4 separate regions of the Homo sapiens genome follow, and regions 2, 3 and 4 are each linked to region 1. A link is a contact called in ENCODE Hi-C data. All regions are on one chromosome and are shown on one strand. The core of a region is the stretch at or near the end of the contact, and the rest is flanking DNA. Distances in the headings are between cores, read along the strand shown. Region 1 holds the start of CENPF (centromere protein F). Region 2 holds the start of C1orf74 (chromosome 1 open reading frame 74). Region 3 holds the start of UTP25 (UTP25 small subunit processome component). Region 4 holds the start of TRAF3IP3 (TRAF3 interacting protein 3).

Region 1 (4,527 bases), core at 522-3,021:
GTGGATGAACAATCCAGAGAGAGTAGACTGGCTAACTGAGGGAAAGGACTTAAAAAGAGAAGAGCAGAGAGCCAAAAATGGACCCTTAGAGAACATCTGTCTTTGGTTGGACGGGATCCTCCCCCTACAAAACAAACAAACCAACCGGGGGAAAAATAAAGGGAGGGGAAGGGAAGCATAAAATTAAAGTCAGAGAAATATCACAGGAGTTACTAGAATGGTATCCATCCTATTTCCCTTGTTCAAGAAATGAATGTATTTCTTTATTGTTCATTGTAGAAAAACGAAGCACAAGGCTTGACTATACAGTGGCCACTCAATAGATATCTGCTGAAGAACGAATGAATGAATAGTAAATGCAAATTTCTTATTCAAACCTTAAAAATATCCTCTATTATCTGTCTTTCTAGCTGTTTATTTTTCCTTAAACAGCCTATACATAGTTGAATAATTACTCTGGGAAGCAATGGAATTGTAATTTGTGTTGAAGCCAGACACAATTTGGTTCAAATTCTAAAACTACCAGACACTAGACTGATCATGGCAATGTCTGACAAAAGTTTTCCTCCCCTACCTGCTCTCTCCCCTCCCTTTGGGGATTCGAAGGTAGAAGATAGTAAGAACAAGGCCTTTCCCCAAATAGCAGTTTTATCTCCCAAGATGATCTGGATTTTAAATTACTATGTGCAAAGTTACTAGGGATGCAAAAATGAATTAAAACAGATTTTACTGTAAAGGAATTTTTGAGTCTGATGGGGGAGTCAGACGTAGACATAAATACAAGACAAGACACGGCGAAAATCCTAAACATGAAGTTTGCAAGTTCCAGGAAAGGTCTAGGAAATAATTATCTCTAAGGAGTGGGTGGGATTAGGGAGGTTTTATAAAAAAAGTGACACTTGAATTGGGTACTGCAGGAACAGTCTAATGAAAGGTAAAGTCAGGGGGCTGGAAAGTTTGGTACCTATTGAGGCAGACAACAGCATTAGAGATCTATTACTTTAACAATTAATTGTTTTGCTTCTGCCTTTAGAAGCTTATTTATAGTTTAATAGGGAAATAAAACGAGTATATAACATACATAGAAAACTAGTGGGCTTCACGAAAAGCATTACACCCCGTTTTGAGGATTCTTCTGAATTTTAAATTCTGATGCAGTGTCCTCCCCCCACGCCTTAATCCCGGAAAATAAGTGTTCAGAATCACGTCTTAGAAATATGAACCATAAAGGACAGCATTTAAGAGCGACATCCTGCATTGCGTAGATTCAATTTCAAATTACTGTACTTAGCTTCTATGAGCCTGTTAACTTTTTAATAAAATGAGGATAATACTTTCCTCAAAGAATTGTTAAGAACGACACCGGATAAAGAATGCATGACAAACACAGCACCTAGTATCTATGTCCTAAATTTACGTTTAATTAAGTAGATTGGTACGTGCAGTTTAAAAGAGGTTTCACCAGGCAGCACAGTTCCCCTGGCTGTAGGCGATAGACCACGCCTTCCTAATCAGCGGGCGCATTCCCTGACTTTTGCGGAAATAGCGGTCCAAAACCGCGTCTAGCATTAGCAAAAGCACGTGGTCTCCGTCTCCCCGCAACAACAAAAAAGAACAGTAAACTCCGGCGCAGGCACCTCCAGTAGAGGGCTTGTTTTTAAAATCCATCCGAAAGGGCCAATCAGACGCGGCAGTCTGAGTGCGCAGGCGCGGATTGGTCCGCAGCTACTTAGAGTGACCAATAGGCGTGGAGGTAAGTTTGGTTGAGACCAGAAGCGGGCGAATTGGGCACCGGTGGCGGCTGCGGGCAGTTTGAATTAGACTCTGGGCTCCAGCCCGCCGAAGCCGCGCCAGAACTGTACTCTCCGAGAGGTCGTTTTCCCGTCCCCGAGAGCAAGGTGAGCGTCCTGACTGGGTCCGGATCCTGGCCCTGGCGGCGGGCGGTAGGCGGCGGGCGGCGTGGGGGTGCCGCTGGCTTTTTGCCGGCGGGTACTGGGCGGGGAGGCCTCTGGGATCACTCTCCCGGCCCTGTAGGTGCCGGGGACCGCCCCCTCCCACCCGACCGAACTGGAGAATCCGCCCCGGGATGTGGTTCGTAGGGGTGTCTGCGCCCTTCTGCTCGGGTTCAAACTGGTCTCGGATTAGTGTCCCAGACCCTACTCGGTCACGGACTCACACTTTAGGGGATCATTTTCTTCCTCCGTAAAAGAATTGGAGATGACTAGGTATTTCCAAGCCGCCTTCCCAGTCCCGTAACCAACCTTATTGAAATTCAGGCCCTGGTCCTTTGTTTTATTGAGTAGATGTAAGCTTGAGTTTTGATCTGGTTGGCGACGTGGGGTGCCTATGGTTAGTTACGCGAGCATTTCTCTTTCCCCTCTCTTCTTCCTCCCGTCCACATTTTTTTTTTTCTTTTTTTAAATAGAGATAGGCCTCCCTATATTGCCTAGGCTGGTCTGGAACCCCTGGGCTCAAGGGATCCTCCCGCCTTGGCCTCTGTAAGTGCCAGGATTACAAGCATGAGCCACTACGCCCGGTCCTCCCTTCCACATTTATTTGAACGCGCCTGTGTGCCCGGCTCGGCTGTGTAATGAGGACCCAGAAATAAAAGGCATGGGTCGTGTCCTTGAGCCTGACCTAGAGGAGAAGGCAGGGTTATCATTCTCAGACCCAGCCTTGGTACAGTGCACGGGGACTCTGGCTTTTTGGAGGAGGTGGGGAATTCTGACAACGGGAAAGCAGTGGTGGAGGTGGGGCAGGAGGAGGTCACACAAGAGCTTCCTTGGGGACTAAGGGACTGGGTAGTTCGGGCATGAAGAGTGCCCTCCACGTATTTAAGAGATAAAGATACAGCATTTTCTGGAAAGGACAATAGTCCTGCAAGTCCTCCATGCAGGAACCTTCATCCAGGGCTTTTCTTCACTCCCCACCTCGATTCCCTGTTCCTCAAAAGTAAACTTCTGGGTTTATTTTTTTGTTCTTTTGCCCCAATGGCCCAATACAGGTGGCTGATAGCTGATCCCTTAATGGGCCAAAATCTGCTCTAATCACAGTTAGCTTGGTCTACATCTATATTGTTCTCTATCTTAGACTTTGGAATGGAAAAGCATTCAGCTTGCCAGTCTTCTTTATGTTTATTCCCCTCATTTTCTAATCATCTTTCTAAATTGCTCCTTTTTATATTCTGTTGGCTATAGCATCTTGATGTAATGATTTCAGTTGCTGGCTGAATTGTTTAGGGCAATTACAGTTGTGTGTCTCTGGGTACAGTTCTTTGACTCCTGACAAACTAGATTGGAATGGAGGATATTGAGACAGGGTCAGTTGTCCTTTGTTGGTTGAGAGGCATGTGACTCCTTTCAGTAGTTTTGGGATAAATGGGAGTGGAATACAAGATGCTGTGTTCCAAGAACTGAGAGCTAGAAAAAAAAACAAAACTGGTAGCAAAACACAGCTTTCCAGGGCTTTGATATCCAACTTATATGTTGTCTAAGACCTTTGCTTCTCCCTCTTAATTTTTTTTATTGTTCTTAGTACTTTCATGAACTGCTTATTGTTTTGATAAAAAGTTTCATTGATAAAATCGATTGAAAAAAACCATTAAAATGGCCGTTAACTTTATTTAGTAAAAAAACAAATTCTCAAACTCTTGCCTAAGTAACTGGAAAATGAATGATTTTTCTTTTTGTTTATGTTCTGAAGGCTAAAATAAAGGAAAGTTGCTATATTTTCTTCCAGCTGATTTCTATTTCCTAAGATGTGGCTGAGAAGGAGGTAGGCCACTTCACCCTTTGTACCATAGGCTGAAATATACAAGTGAAAAAGTGTTTTTAAAAAGTATGTAATAGCTAACATATATGGAAAGCTTACCAGGAAAGCTTACTGTTTCTAAGGCCTTAGGAAGTCACCATCATTATTATCCTCATTTTACAAACAAGGGAAACAAGGCATAGAGCAGCTAAATAACTTGCCCAAGGTCATACATCCGTAAGTGCCTGAGCTAGAAGAATCCGCTTTGTTTTTTTTTTTTTTTAAATTTTAAATCTTTAATTTCTGTTTTCACGTATTTTCTTCTTGCTTCCAAAAGGAAAGGAGTGCGTAGCTCTGTTGCCTGTACATCGTCCACAGCCCCTGGGTTGGAGCGGGGTCCCCTGGGCCGCCCGGGGGTCCACATGCAGCCCCTGGGGGGCCGGCGCGGGGTGAGGTCCGGGGGCTGCCTTATTGCTGAGGTCTGGCCGGTTGGTGCCGCCGCTAGGCGAGCTGGCTGGCAGCTCCTGGGAGATGAAGCGACGCAGGCCCTCCAGGTACTGGCTGTAGAGCTCGATGTCGTTGTGCCTGGTGCCCTCCACCCACAGCGGCTCCACCGCCTTGGGGCAGCGCTCGTAGAGCGCCAGCCCGTGCGAGAAGTCGATCACCTCGTCCTCCGTGCCGTGGATGATGAGCACGGGCGACGTGATCTTGGACACCTTCTCGATGTTAGGGAAGGCGTCGAAGCAGTAGGTCTTCTTGGTGTCGGGGAAGGCGACG
Region 2 (4,610 bases), core at 68-2,567, 4.8 Mb before region 1:
CTGGTCCAGGGAGCAGACAGAAGGGTGACGCTGGCAGCTGGAAACATCCACAAAGGCTATGGTACCAAGCAGCACCTGCTCCAAGTGCTGACATACATGCTCAGGACTGACAATCAGGCTGTTTTCTCCAATCTCAAGGATGTGAAGTCCAAAAGTCAGGAAGCCAAGCCCCTTCAGCTCCTCCAGATAGCTCTGGAGCTCTGATGCCCCTGCACAGTTGCAATCATAGAGCACAGCTGGCTTCAGTCCCCGGGCCACAGCCAGCACCTCTCCAGCTAAGTGAAGGCAGATGGCTTGGGGTGGACTCCGTCTCTTTCCCATGCCAAGGGTCTGCTGAGCAGCTGCCACCAGCAGCTGAGGGCTCGGTGATGACATGAGATCTAGAAGCAACATCAAGAATGGCCTCCTTAGCTAGCCCGAGTTCCCTTCCCTGGGTGGCATCTTTCAGCCAGACACTTGAGGAGGGGCCTAGAAACAAAGCAGGAGCAGGGAATTATTAACAGCCTTCCTGTTAAATCGCGGTATCTTCCAAAGGTTATTCTGTCCCTCCCTGCTTTGAAATGGCGACCCAGCCCAGACAAGATAGTTTCACCGATGCTGCTTGATTTTTCTGGTTGACTTGGTCTCCCTCAATCATAAATTCGTGTGTTTTTCTAGCCTTATAGCTAGATTTATATTCCCTCTGGCTTTTATTCTAAATTTCACCTGTTGCAAATTACGTTCTCTGGTTCAAACCGTAGGGAATTTGGGGCAGAGGCGGAGGCGGGGCAGTGTTTGGCAAAATTCACAGCATTTCGCCCAAAAGCCCTTCTGGGACAGAGCTCCAAGTTCCAAATGTATCCTTTCCACTGACAACTCCCCTACTCTTCCCGCCAGAGAATAGTTATAAGAATAGTAATTTGATTAATATACACCAGAATGTGGACTAACAACCATCTCACCCTGACACATAAAAATGAATGAATGAAATCCACTAGAACTGCAGAAGGGTAGTATTTTAACTTCTGCTGGCCCCGCCTTCCCTTTCTGTCCGACATCAAGGACCCTCGGAAGATGAGATTTCTCCGATCCACACACCCCACACCAGAGCATGTTATAGTGATTTGCTAAATGAGGCATAAGTCTGTCTCACATACGTTCTTTTTCCACGTCCGCTACAGGTTCGGGGGCTCAGAAACTTTTTGCGGCTTCCTGCCTGCTGCCAGAAAGGCAGCTAGTCCCCCACGCCCAGCCGCAAGTAACACTGGAAAACCCGCCTGCGCTGGGAAGACCCTCGCAGCCCGCTCTGCTCCAGTCCCGCAGGCACCTTCTTGCGCATGCGCACCCACTCGAGTGCCGCCCTCTTTCCCCCCATTCCGTGACGTCATCCAGCCGCTCGCGCGCCTCGCGTTAGAATCACTAGCTAGGCAGCCTTACTGCGCGCCGGAAGTTTGGGCCACCGTGCGGCCCGCCCTTTCCGGCCAGACTGAACGCGGCCCCATCTGTCGGCTTAGGAACTGGGAAGGGCGGAAGTAAACGAGAAAAGGCGGAACCTGGTGAAACTGGTTTCCCGCTGCTGCCCTCATTTTGCTTCGCCGAACGTCCTCCCTGTGTTATGACGTCTGGTGTCCCACTTGACTGGGAATCCAGAAACAGGGCACACAGCAGTTAATAAACACCTTTGATTTGTGTCTGTGGAAATACGTTTTGTCCAGACGAAACATACCTCAAGACAACATATTTTGCAGAATAGCCTCACCTGTGGGTGGTGCTGAAACGTTTTAATTTTTTTTAACTTGACTTCCCTAAATCCTACATTTGAGAGGCCTACAACAGCTCTCTAGGGAGGGTGTGAAGGTGTGAGTATTCACTTTGAACAAATATGTGCCAGTCATGCTGCTAGGCCCTGGAGGTACTGCAGTGAGCAAAACAGACAAAACCCCCACTTTCATGGGGCTTAAGTTCATGTCTACTGAATCCAGTTTGCTGATTTCAAATAAGAAATGAGAAGTGATGACACAGAGGCTTTCCAGTCAGGTCATTACAAAGAAAAAGTGTTATTTCACGTAAGAGTTAACACCTTTTTAACTACCAGCGATTTGACCCATGCCACGAAGGGAAAGGATTTCTTGAGAAAACCCCAATATCTAAGGAAATGGCCCCAATTTATTTATACTTGGAGCAGGACAGAGATTAAGGGAACAGTGGACACCTACACTGGAGTTGTCACTCCTGGATCTATCTTGGTGGTGCCTTCAGTCCATGAAAAGTGAATTGTACAGTAAAGATGGGGTCAGCATGGGAGGAGGACCAGCTTATAGGAGTTACCAGCCTAAGGCTGTCTGGTTCTTAGCTCAGAGGGAATCAGAAGCTGAGAGTAGAAAGTAGTCTTCTAATTTTAGAACGTTTTCCTTCCCCGCATTTATTTAATTTTCCCATGGTGGTTAACAGTAAATCCCTAAAAGACTGATTTAGTTCATTCATTTATTCCAGCAACAAATATTTGAGAACACACTGTGTCCCAGACACTGTTCTAAGGACTGGCAGCGAAGTCCAAGACAAACAGTCCCTACCTTCAGCAAGTTTGCAGTCAAGCAGGATGCGGATGCTGAGCATTACAAGGGAAATGATTATTCTGAGAGAGGAAGTATGGGGTGCTATGGGAACATACAACCAGGGACCTAATTTTATGGGAAAGGGACCAGCCCAGATCCAACACTTGCTCTCCCAGTTTACCTCCAGTAGGTTCTTTTTAACTTGAACTAATCTTGTTTGGTGGGGTACACAGTGAGGAAAAAGAAGAGCTAGTGACAAAATCTAACTCCCTTCTCAGTCTTAAGCAAGGTGAAGGCAAGGGAGTAGAAGATATCAAGGGAGTGAGTGGTGGTAGCCACCAAAGGAGATAGCAGACTGAGGCCCTAAAAAAAGAAAGGAAATCTAAATCTATCCAGCAGGACCAGAGAAAGAGTGCTGAGGGTGATTAGATGGAATCCCTGCATGTACTCTCCCGGCATTCTGAAAAGAAGCCAAAACAAGGAAGAAACCGGGGTATCTAGTTAAGACCTCACAAATCACTCATCCATTCCTCTGACATGTTCATAAACTTTTTATAGTGGTTACGAACCAAAAGCTTGGCATTTCTTGGCACTTTTCCAATACCCTTTACCAGCTCACATTATCTGGGCTCCCACCCAGGCTACAGATAGCCTGGCTGTTAGCACTTCACAGAAGGGATATAGACTGGCCCAGATTCAAGAGCTGCCCTTCTAATTTACCTACAGTGGGTTTTTAACTTTGAGTTCCCACGTAGAGATGGGGCAGCCAAATATCAAGCCCAAATCCCTCACTTCACCTACTCAACAAAATGACCCCCAAAATGTAAAGTTTCTGTGCCTTTAATGCTTCCCGGTCCCTAAAAGCCCAACTTTTCCTCGAAGCTGGGCACCTGACCTTTAGCCAGGTTTCTTAATCTTTTCATGCTTTTCATAATAGCAAATTCCACTAGGTCTCTTAGAAACTCTAAAACCAAGGCTTAAGCACTTTAAATAAATAAGTCCTCATGTCACCACTGATTTTGAACTTTTAGTTTTTAAAATAAGGCTAGCTCAACTTTTGAGTCATTTTGAAAAGTTGGAGATGGCCTGGTTTAAAGGTACCAGACTAGACATGGGCTTCCTTACTATGTCCCGACACAGACAGATAGGCATCACTATTCAAGAGGACTGGGGCTTGCAACCACAGATTAGCATCTTATTTGCCATTTAGGTCCCAGATTGCTTGAGCCCAGGAGTTCAAGACCAGCCTGGGCAACATAGCAAGACCTCATCTCTACAAAAATAAAAAAAAAATTAGCCAAGCATCATAGTGCACGACTGTTGTCCCAACTACTCAGGAGGCTGGGGCAGGACGATTGCTTGAGCCCAGGAGCTTAAAGCTGCAGTAAGTGGTGACTTGCCACTGCACTCCAGCCTGGGCAACAAAGCAAGACTCTGTCTCAAAAAAGAAGAGAAAGCTGAAAGGGTTAGAGACTCAGCAGATGTTTCTAGATAAGACCAGTTTGTGACAGATACAGCTGCATTGTTCTATACCACTCTTTACCTTCACTGTTCACACTCAGATACCTCCACTAGTAAGGGAGACAAGCAGGTTCGTGCTAGGTGAGCCTTTCCAGAAGAGTACTGCCCAGCCCTTCTTCATCCCAGCCTTAACACACTCAACAACCCATTTCTTCCAACTGCAAAAAATCTAAATGATACTGTCCCTTTTGTAGTCAGAGAAGTACATCTTAGATCCCCAGCTCAGTCTAGCTCAGAGAAGAAAACAAGAAAAATAGAGCTCTTTCCTCTTAAAGCTAACACCTGAGTCACATACTGTCACCTACCCCCTCTCCCTGCCGCCCCCCCAACACACACACACTGGTATTTGAGTGGTAATAAGGTAAATGCCTGACAACCTATTCTTCCACAGAATCCCTAGGCTTTCTGTGTCAACAGCTTCCCTTTAGAAGCCAAATTTGTGAGCTTTCACTCCACAGGCTGGGTGACTTTCAGACTTTGGCACCCATTTCTATTTAGATATCAAGCATAGTTTCTAAGCAACCAGCCAGCCAGCTCCTCTCCCTCTCACTTCCC
Region 3 (4,683 bases), core at 1,758-4,257, 4.8 Mb before region 1:
TATAACAAAGTGTGATCAAACTTCTAGATCCAACAATCAATTCATAAGAAATATAGAGAAGAGCATAACATGTTAAACCAACAAAGTATTTTTAAAAGACAACATTTATGAGACAATCAAAAATGTGAACACTGGCAGTATATATGATTATATTAAACAGTTAACTTCAGTGTTTTTTAGGTTGGATAATGCCATTGAGGCTACATTAAAAAAACCCTTAACTTTTAGAAATGCACACTAAAATATTTACAGATGAAATAATATGATGTTTGGGATTTGCTTCAAAAATAATGCAGAGTAGGGACAGGGCAGTGGTTGGGCATATAAATGAGACAAGATGGCCTTGAGTTGACAGTTGCTGAAGCTGGGCAATAGGTATATGGGAGTTCATTCTCCCATTTTGTCTACTTTTGTATACACTTAAAATGTGCCATATAAAACATTTTTTTCTTTTAAATTATTAACTGATTCCGAAACATTCTGATATTCTTGTCCTAAGGGATAGCTATCCTTCTCCCACTCCTTGAGATCATTATCCTAGAGAATCTTCTGGAAATTGCAAATATCCCAAGGAAAGTAACTTGTTAATTCATTAACAGCTATCTGTAAACTAATACAGAGGGTTATTTCCTGGACTGCCTTTAACACTGAAAATATGGAGTTCCTGTGAGTAGAAGTAAAAGAAAACGTTGGGGGAGGGAAACGGAAGGGCAGAGGGAGGGAAAAAGAAGAACAAATTTTGTCTTCATTACAGTTTTCCTAAGGCCTTCATTTGTTGGCATATACATCATCGTTGTGCAGGTTTTACTAAGAGAACTTTCACGGGGGGGCGGGGCGGGGAGAAATGCTTACATTCTTGGCTCTTAGGTTAAATTTTCACAAAGGATCCCTTTTTATGTTGTCAAAGGATAATATAAATATTTTTAGGACAAAAAGGGCTTCTTTTTCCATGACCCAGTGAGCCAATGATGAGACTGCTTGGGTGGGGCTAGGGTAAATTTTTACCTGAACCTGAGAACCGTCTAGACCTGTACACAAGACCACAAGGGTGTGGAAACCGGGAGAGTAAGAGTCACCTCAAGTGCTTGAGAATATAGCTTTCATAGAAGATCTCTGGAAGAACACCAAGAAAGTGGCTGCCTCTGGGGAGGGAAACTGGGGCACTTGGGATATGTTGGGAGGGGGAAAAAGGATGGCTCTTTATTGCTATAGCCAAGTTATACTGTGGTCAGCACCTTAAAATATATGATGACATCTTGCAAACAGGCTTTTGTTGACCTAAGTGACTGTACCTTTTATCTTGAAATTACATAGAAGACAAATGGCTATTTATGGGTTCCTTGGCTGGCCCAGCTGCTGGGCACCACCCGCTCTGTTTGCATGTGTTCCTCATATTCTCCGGCCCTGTCCTCCCATCCCCACCCCAGCCTCTCCGAATCTAATTAGGAATAGTAGATGGTCACTAGAACTGACAAGAATCGCATTCTAATGGTTTTATTACAACTTCTATGGTGTGACACAGTATCAGGGAAAACCCAAATTTCCCACAGTAGCACTCCAATAGCAGAGCTATTATTTTGCTTCTCATTTCTCTCATTTTGGACGCTCCTGTTTTACCGTAAATATTCAAGTGAATTCTGCGGCTTATGATTTAAGCACTCTGTTTCTATAGAACATGGTAGCATAAGTTACTATTAGGAAAAGGATCTCACCATCTTTATCCTGTGGTCTCAAGCAGCCCTGCACACTTGCAAATCCCTAGAATACTGAGTCTACTTTTATATTTTTGCTTTTTCCTGTTTATTTAGGTGTTATTTAAATACATTAAAATTCACCCATTTTAACTGTACAGTTTAACTTTTCTTATGTATACAAGGTGTAACTACTAGCATGATCAAAATGTAAGATGGTTCCTTTACCTTCAAAAGCTTTTCCATCCCCTTTTGTCCGAGTTCAGTTATGAGACACTGGATTGGGTTTCACAGCCTTTTCTAGCATTGACTGGGGTGATTTCAGTAAAGTCACTTTACCTCTCTAGATGTGTTTCTGCTGTTGTTAAATGGGGAATGCTGGAACAGATTTGTTTGCGGGGACTCTTCCAATACTTTCAGAAAATGCGAGAATAGGGTGAGGGTGGGAATCTCAGACTTGTGGGCCCCATGATTGATATAACACACACAGGCGGCAGACCCTAATGGGTAAAAGCATGTGGTTGCATCAGTTAAGGTTTTTCTCTCTTCTCTTGCTAGCGTGTTATCTTTTCTTTTCTTTTCTTCTTTTTTTTTTTTTTCGAGATGGAGTCTAGCTTTTGTCGCCCAGGCTGGAGTAGGCTGGAGTGCAGTGGAGTGATCTCGGCTCATTGCAACCTCCACCTCCCGGGTTCCAGCGATTCTCCTGCCTCACCTCCTGAGTAGCTGGGATTACAGGCGCCCGCTACCACGCCCGGCTGATTTTTGTACTTTTAGTAGAGACGGGGTTTCACCATGTTTGGCCATGCTGGTCTCGAACTCCTGACCTCAGGTGATCCGCCCATCTCGGCCTCCCAAAGTGTTGAGATTACAGGCGTGAGCCACCGCGCCCGGCCGCTAGCGTGTTATCTTTTCTAAGCATCAGTTTCCTTATCTGCAACACCAGGCTTATTAACAAGACCTATCTGTACACTGTTGTGGTGATGAAGTGAGATGTTCAGGCACCCTTAAATGTTGGTTGATATTTTTATTGCAGTATACTGTAAAGTCACTGCATTCGACTATCTCCGCTACTACACATTTACGCAGACTGATTTCCATAACCAAAACACAAGCACAAAGCTCATGCCCCCGACTCACGCAACCCGGGAAGCCCAGCTGCCCACGTTCTAGGGCTCTGAGAACACTAGTGAACGAACTCCCGTGCTTTCAAAGAGCTGCGGTAGGGGGCAGAACCGGGAACCGGATGTTCTAAGCCTGTCGTACGAGCGCGACGTAAAGCGGATCTGCTTTATGGCACCTTGCTTTCGCCGTAAAGCGCAGTCAGCGAGCCCACGTGCTTGTGTTGACTGGACAACTTCCTGGTGGAAAACCGCGACTCTTGCAAGTGGGCAAACTTGACGTTTTCGCTATGGGCAAACGCGGGAGCCGGAGCCAGAGCCAGCTACTCAACACCCTAACTAAAAAGCAGAAGAAACATCTTCGAGATTTCGGCGAGGAGCATCCCTTCTATGACAGGTCTGAAGGGGCGTGGCAGGGCTCCCCAGTCGCCAGAGATGTATCCTCGAGTTTGGTCCTCTGGTCTCCCAGATAGTGCTGCTCCGGCCTTTTCCCACTATTCCCTGGCTCCCGCTGTGCTCGGCCGGGGAGATTCTGGCGCCATCCCGCCGGGAGATGGAGTGCTTCACGGGCCTTTTTGTTGAGCCTGTAATTTCCTGCTAAGAGGCACGCCCGTTGTGTGGGGGAGGATTTTTTTTTTTTTTTTAAGACGGTGTTTCGCTCTGTCGCCCAGGCTGGAGTGCAATGGCGCGATCTTGGCTCACTGCAACCTCTGTCTCCTCCCGGGTTCAAGCGATGCTCCTGCCTCAGCCTCCCGTGTAGCTGGGATTACAGGCGCCCGCCACCAAGCCCGGCTGATTTTTTGTATTTTTAGTAGAGATGGGGTTTCACCATGTTGGCCAGGCTGGTCTTGAACTCCTGACCTCAGGTGATCCACCCACCTCGGCCTCCCAAAGTGCTGGGATTACAGGCGTGAGCCACCGCGCCCAGCTATGGGGGCGGATTTTTGTGTGGTCAGAGATCTAGGAATTTTTTGTAGACACACATATATATATGTATATATATAATTTTTTTTTTTTAAGACAGAGTCTCGCTTTGTCGCCCAGGCTGGAGTGCAGTGGCGCGATCTCAGCTCACTGCAACCTCCGTCTCCCGGGCTTAAGCGATTCTCCTGCCTCAGCTTCCCGTGTAGCTGGGATTACAGGCGCCCGCCATCACACCCGATCAATTTTTTGTATTTTTAGTTGAGACGGGGTTTCACCATGTTAGCTAGGGTGGTCTCGAACTACTGACCTCGGGTGATCTGCCCGCCTTGGCCTCCCAAAGTGCTGGAATTACAGGCGTGAACCACCGCGCTTGGCCTGTTTTTATAATTATTTTTAACTTACATAAAATGATTGTACATATTTGTGGGATACAGTGTGATATTTTGATAACAATACATGTACCCAATGTGTAATGATCAAATCCGGGTAATTAGCATATTCATCATCTCAAACATCAATTCTTTGCGTTGGGAACATTGAAAATCCGCTCTTCTAGCCATTTGAAAATATACAATAAATTGTTAGTTATAGTCACATCATATGTTGTGTGTGTTTTTAAAGAATTTGTTGGGACATCATTGATCTTTGCAATTACGATAAGGAACTAAGTGTATTAGTAGTTGTGGTTTCTCTAGAAATGTCTAGGTGCAGTTATGATCTCAATGCTCATCCCACTACTTTGGGCTGCTTTGTCATCAGTTAGGGACATTCTTTTTTTCTTTTCTTTTCTTTTTTCTTTTTTTTGAGGCAGGGTCTCACTTCGTTGCCCAGGTTGGAATCCAGTGCTGCAATCCTGGCTCACTGCAGCCACCACCTCCTGGGCTCAAGCGGTCCTCCTGCCTCAGCCTTCCCAGTAGCCGAGACTACAGGTGCACAACACAACTCCGGGC
Region 4 (4,534 bases), core at 142-2,641, 4.8 Mb before region 1:
GGAGGCGGAGGTTGCAGTGAACCGAGATCGCGCAATTGCACTCCAGCTTAGGCAACAAGAGTGAAACTCCGTCTCACTCTGTCGCCCAGGCTAGAGTGCAGTGGCACATTCTTGGCTCACTGCAACCTCTGCCTCCCAGGTTCAAGCGATTCTTGTGCCTCAGCCTCCCAAGTAGCTGGGTTTACAGGCACATGCCATGACATCCGGCTAATTTTTTATATTTTTGGTAGAGATGGGGTTTCACCATGTTGGCCAGGCTAGTCTTGAACTCTTGACCTCAAGTGATCCACCCACCTGGACCTCCCAAAGTGCTGGGATTACAGGTGTGAGCCACTGTGCCCGGCCAAAATTCTCTTTTTCTGACATCTTGGGCTCCCCAAGCCCTCTGTCCTCTACTCATTCCCATCTCTATGTGTCAAGCTCCAGACACAGGGCCTTGAGCTGTTGTCTCTCATCCTGAGTAAATGCCACTTGTCTTCAGTCCTAGTGCTTGAGAATCCATCCTCTGCTTTTCCCTGCCGATTCCTTGTCCTTTTTCTCCTCAAAGAACAGAGAAAGAAGCAGAAGCAGAGAAAATGGTGACAAACTCTCCACATGTTAATAAATGTTATCACAGCTATTTTTAAGTCTCATTACCTGCCTCACATGTGTCAAACCTTAGAATTCCAAAGAGCCACATACATCACCCAACTACCACAGTGAGTAGCATCCAGACAAGGTGAATTTTACAAGGTTACAAAGCTGCTCAGTTAACTTGTCCCAATCCAGTTTCCTCTCCACTATTTTAGCCTGAACTTCTTGGGAATTTCCTGGCTGCATCATTTGTGATGGCTTCATCTTAATGCATGCAAATCAGTTCCCTTTAGTTTTTCCCTAAATTTCCTAGTCCGGTTGACCAGATAAAAAAATGTGTAGAAGACTCTGCCTTCTATTCCTTCCTTCATCCCCCAGCTACCCACCTTTACACTCCCTCCTCATTGCTCCAGAAAGGAGCAAATCCAGAGTTGGTCTCATTCCAGAATCTGAGAAAGACACCACCTACTTCAGAAGAGCAGAAACTCTTTACAACACCAGGATTGGGAAGAGGTGGCTAAAGAAAAAGGAAAATCCTTACACAAAGAACTACCTGATACACATGAAAGCCTACACTGAGAACATCTCATCTAGGTCTTACCACCAAAAAGGCATTTTTTTCCCTCTCATAGAAACCACAAAGGTCTGAATCTGACCCAGAGGACTATCCTTTTCTAATCATGGAAAGGAATCTTGACTTGAAACTGTCCAAGAGCTCCGACCAATCCAGTAGCAAGAGAAAGGGTGGCCGGGGTGCCTACTGATGGGAGGAGCTCCTGAGCCCAGCCCTGGAGGCCTCAGAGTTCAGGGGCCCACTTAGATGATACCAGAGAGCAAGAGAGAGGAACTGGGGTTTGCGAACCTTGTGGCTTTGTCTGTTTCCTGTTTCAGCAAGGCTGCTGTGCAAAAAGAAAGACGGTACCAAGAAGGGACGTGTTAATGGGGCCCAGACCTATGGATTGAAAGCGTGTGCTTTACCCATCTGCTGTCTTGCTCCATCTGAGACCAGAGCCAAGATCTGCCCAGGACTGGAATGCTTTCCCGAGTGGCTTGAGTTGGAGCCTGGGACTAGGAGGTAACTGAGAAGGAGGATGCTTTTGTGTCCAGGTTTGGGAACTCCAACTTCGGGGTAGGGCAGAAGATGCTCTACCATCCCAGCTCCCCTGGGTGGAGAGTGGGTGGCATAGTTTAAGGGTGTCAGGGGTTTGGGTAACCAAGAAAGTATCCTGTATTGGTTTCCTGTGGCGCTAGCCATGGCACAGGGTACAGCTTGCACCACTCCTCTGTTCCAGTAGATTAGATTACATTAGATTAGGAGTGAGTCAAACGACTTAGAGTTCAGGCTACCCAGTGATATGGGCATGAATTAAATGACCTTTTACAGTTTTCTTCAAAGCAGGGATCCCTGAACACAAGACTGCCTTCCCAGCAGCTTAAGCGCAGGCCCCTCTCCCCTCAGTTCACACTGAGAGCTCTGGGCCAGGAAGGCCAACCCATGCAGGAAGCCATTCATTGTCTCCATTACAAACATGGCCAGGAAGTAAAAGCGAGACTCAGAAAGGCATGTCAAGCCACAGTCAGGTGAGGAGCCATGCCCTGTTCTCTCTCTGCAGCCTGAGAGACCAGGCTGAGCCTTCCCAGCCAGTAAACCTTCTTCCTCCAAGCTCTAAGTGAGCCCAGTCATGCTGCCAGGGGGGAACCTGAGAGATGCCAGAAAGCCTGGGCAGTGGCCAAGTGATCTTTCTTTGAACCCTACAGGGACCAGTTCCCTTTTCTTTAGCAGCCTACCCCTGTCAGCCGTCCCACATACCTTCTTGTTTTCAAGCAAGTCAGTAGGGTCCAGATATCCCAGAAACCTGGGTAGGGTTCTATGCAGCATGCTGCACCAAATCCTAGCAGGTGTGGTAGCCAAGGCATCTGGGAACACTCCCCTCTCTAAGGAGCCATTTCCACTGCAGCTCCTTTCTTGGGTAAGAAGGCTCCATGTCTGCCCCAAGGAAGCAGAGAGCAGAGCAGCTGTGTGTTTCAGTGGACTAAGGTTGGTGGCCTGGGTGGAGAGCCCAGAGAGACCTCATCTCAGGCACTGTCTTCTCCCCCACAGCCCTTTCCTCTTCGCGGCAAGAAGGTAGGAGGATTCTCAATGTTCTGCCTCCACTACAAAACCTGTGGGGAAGCTGAGCCAAACAGGGAGGGGACCTCACACCTTATGTGTGACACAGGCAGACCCCATCTCTTCCTTACCTTTCGGCTTGGTGTAATTGGGATGGCAATTATGTCCAGACCACAGAGAAGCCTTTCTCCTTATAGCCCAAACCCAGAGGTCAGAAGTAAATGTGACTTCAGCCTGGGGCCAGCATCCCCTCAATCTGGTAAACAATATACTCTGTCAAAGAGAGAGAGGGTTGAGAGGATGAGAGAAGGCATTCTTGGTCCTAGAAGTGCTAGTTTAGCTTGGAGCCTTTGTCTTACAGCACCAAGTCTTCAATATCCAACATCGGCATAACAAGGATAATATTCGCAATTACTTTTGCACCAACCTAATAGGAATACTTTATGTCTTTATTATTAAAAGGTAACATTTATTGTGTGCTCCATGCCAGGTGCATGGCCTGCATTTTGTCATTTAATCCTTATAACCTACAAGGCAGGTCCTAGCCCCATTTTATAAATGAGGAGACTGGGGCTTAGAGATGTTTAATAGCTTATCTAAAAACACACACAGGTTGTAGGTGACAGAGCCAGGACATGAGTCCACGCAGTGTGACTCCAAGAGCCAGGGTTCTCCACTGCAATCCATGGCAGAATAGCCAGGGGCTGTGGCTCAGGGATGCTGTGAGTGTAGGTTCTAGACATGGAGTTCACATGCACATAATCCTGCGTCTCCTCCATTCAGTCATTTATAACAATAGACATGGGTCTCTCAGACCCTTTCTTTTAAGTCTTTAAATAAAGAAAGTGGCAGGGAAGAAGTCAAGGGACCACCCCCTATGCCCACTCCCACCCTTATCCGAGAAGAAGAAGTAAGGAAAAACAAAGAAGAGAGCCATTCAGAATGGGTATGTAGAGGACAAACATTAATAACCTCACATTTCTGCTTGGAATCAATGCTGCCTGACACCAGAGTATGCCCCTCCAACCCTCAAGAGTCAGGCATTTGAGTGTCCAGGGCTTGACCACACAAAACTCCTCTCAGGGAAGAAGACTGCCCCACCCATGACCCTGGGGAATGAGTGGTAGGATCAGAGAGAAAACAAGAATCCTGCAGAGAATTCCAGACTGAGCCAGAGTAGCGAAGTCCCAGTAAAGGGGCAGAGAGTCTGCTACCTGTTGAGTCTGTTTGGCCTATAAATAAACCCCAAGGGGTTAGAGCTAGCAAATGCCTGCTAGTTGGTGAAGCTGAGATACCCTCCTCCCAGGGTGGTGGGTAATGAGGTCGTGGGAGGAAGAGAAGCAGCAGCAGCTGTGAGGGGGAGTCCCTCTTCCTTCATCAGTCCCTGGTCTGACTCCAGTGATCAGAGGAGGCAGGACACAGAATTTCCAACGCTCAGGATCCAGCTCATCCAAATCCAGCCCAACTCAGCAAAGTGACCAGAGGGTTCTAGGAGGATAAACTACAGAAGGTAGGTGGGGAAGAGTAGGAAAGAGAAAGGCACAGAGAAGGAAAAGGGGATTCAGGTCTAGGTGCTATGTGAATATCAGGTAAGGCCATGCAGAGGGTCATCCTGTGGCCCCTACACCAAGCCTGGCTCCCTGGAAACTTCTGATTACTGTCTTTGTTTTGTTTCTTTTCTGTTTGCAGCAGCCTTATTGAGGTACAATTCATGTGCTTGTGGGTTTGGATGGCACAATCTGTGTCTGGGCTAAGGAAAGCAGACTTGGCACCAACATTAACCCTGACAGGTTGGTAATCCTAAAGAAATGGAACCCTCAGCCCCAACAGTATTGGAGCCAGATGCTCTGA

The links. Hi-C counts contacts between places; a loop is a spot of excess contacts on that map. Pooled maps may share reads with other maps.
Region 2: a loop to region 1 is called in a pooled map, with 14 times the contacts of the local background. The contact joins the promoter of C1orf74 here to the promoter of CENPF in region 1. A Hi-C loop is called at or near these places in 5 of 50 pooled maps.
Region 3: a loop to region 1 is called in a pooled map, with 8 times the contacts of the local background. The contact joins the promoter of UTP25 here to the promoter of CENPF in region 1. A Hi-C loop is called at or near these places in 6 of 50 pooled maps.
Region 4: a loop to region 1 is called in a pooled map, with 13 times the contacts of the local background. The contact joins the promoter of TRAF3IP3 here to the promoter of CENPF in region 1. A Hi-C loop is called at or near these places in 4 of 50 pooled maps.

What each region holds. Positions count from the first base shown.
Region 1 is chr1:214,601,424-214,605,950 of GRCh38, forward strand. It overlaps CENPF (centromere protein F), which reads left to right and starts at 1,772. Exons shown (of 20, transcript NM_016343.4): 1 at 1,772-1,898. It also overlaps the pseudogene ABHD17AP3. RefSeq lists a silencer at 1,666-1,875.
Region 2 is chr1:209,783,242-209,787,851 of GRCh38, forward strand. C1orf74 (chromosome 1 open reading frame 74) reads right to left here and starts at 1,318. Exons shown (of 2, transcript NM_152485.4): 1 at 1,137-1,318; 2 at 1-468. The coding sequence starts at 393. IRF6 (interferon regulatory factor 6) reads right to left here. Exons shown (of 9, transcript NM_006147.4): 9 at 2,376-4,610. RefSeq lists enhancers at 1,023-1,640, 1,197-1,456, 1,641-2,256.
Region 3 is chr1:209,824,965-209,829,647 of GRCh38, forward strand. It overlaps UTP25 (UTP25 small subunit processome component), which reads left to right and starts at 3,008. Exons shown (of 12, transcript NM_014388.7): 1 at 3,008-3,206. The coding sequence starts at 3,100. RefSeq lists an enhancer at 3,048-3,097.
Region 4 is chr1:209,754,662-209,759,195 of GRCh38, forward strand. It overlaps TRAF3IP3 (TRAF3 interacting protein 3), which reads left to right and starts at 1,392. Exons shown (of 17, transcript NM_025228.4): 1 at 1,392-1,648; 2 at 4,373-4,473. RefSeq lists enhancers at 1,115-1,274, 1,555-1,964.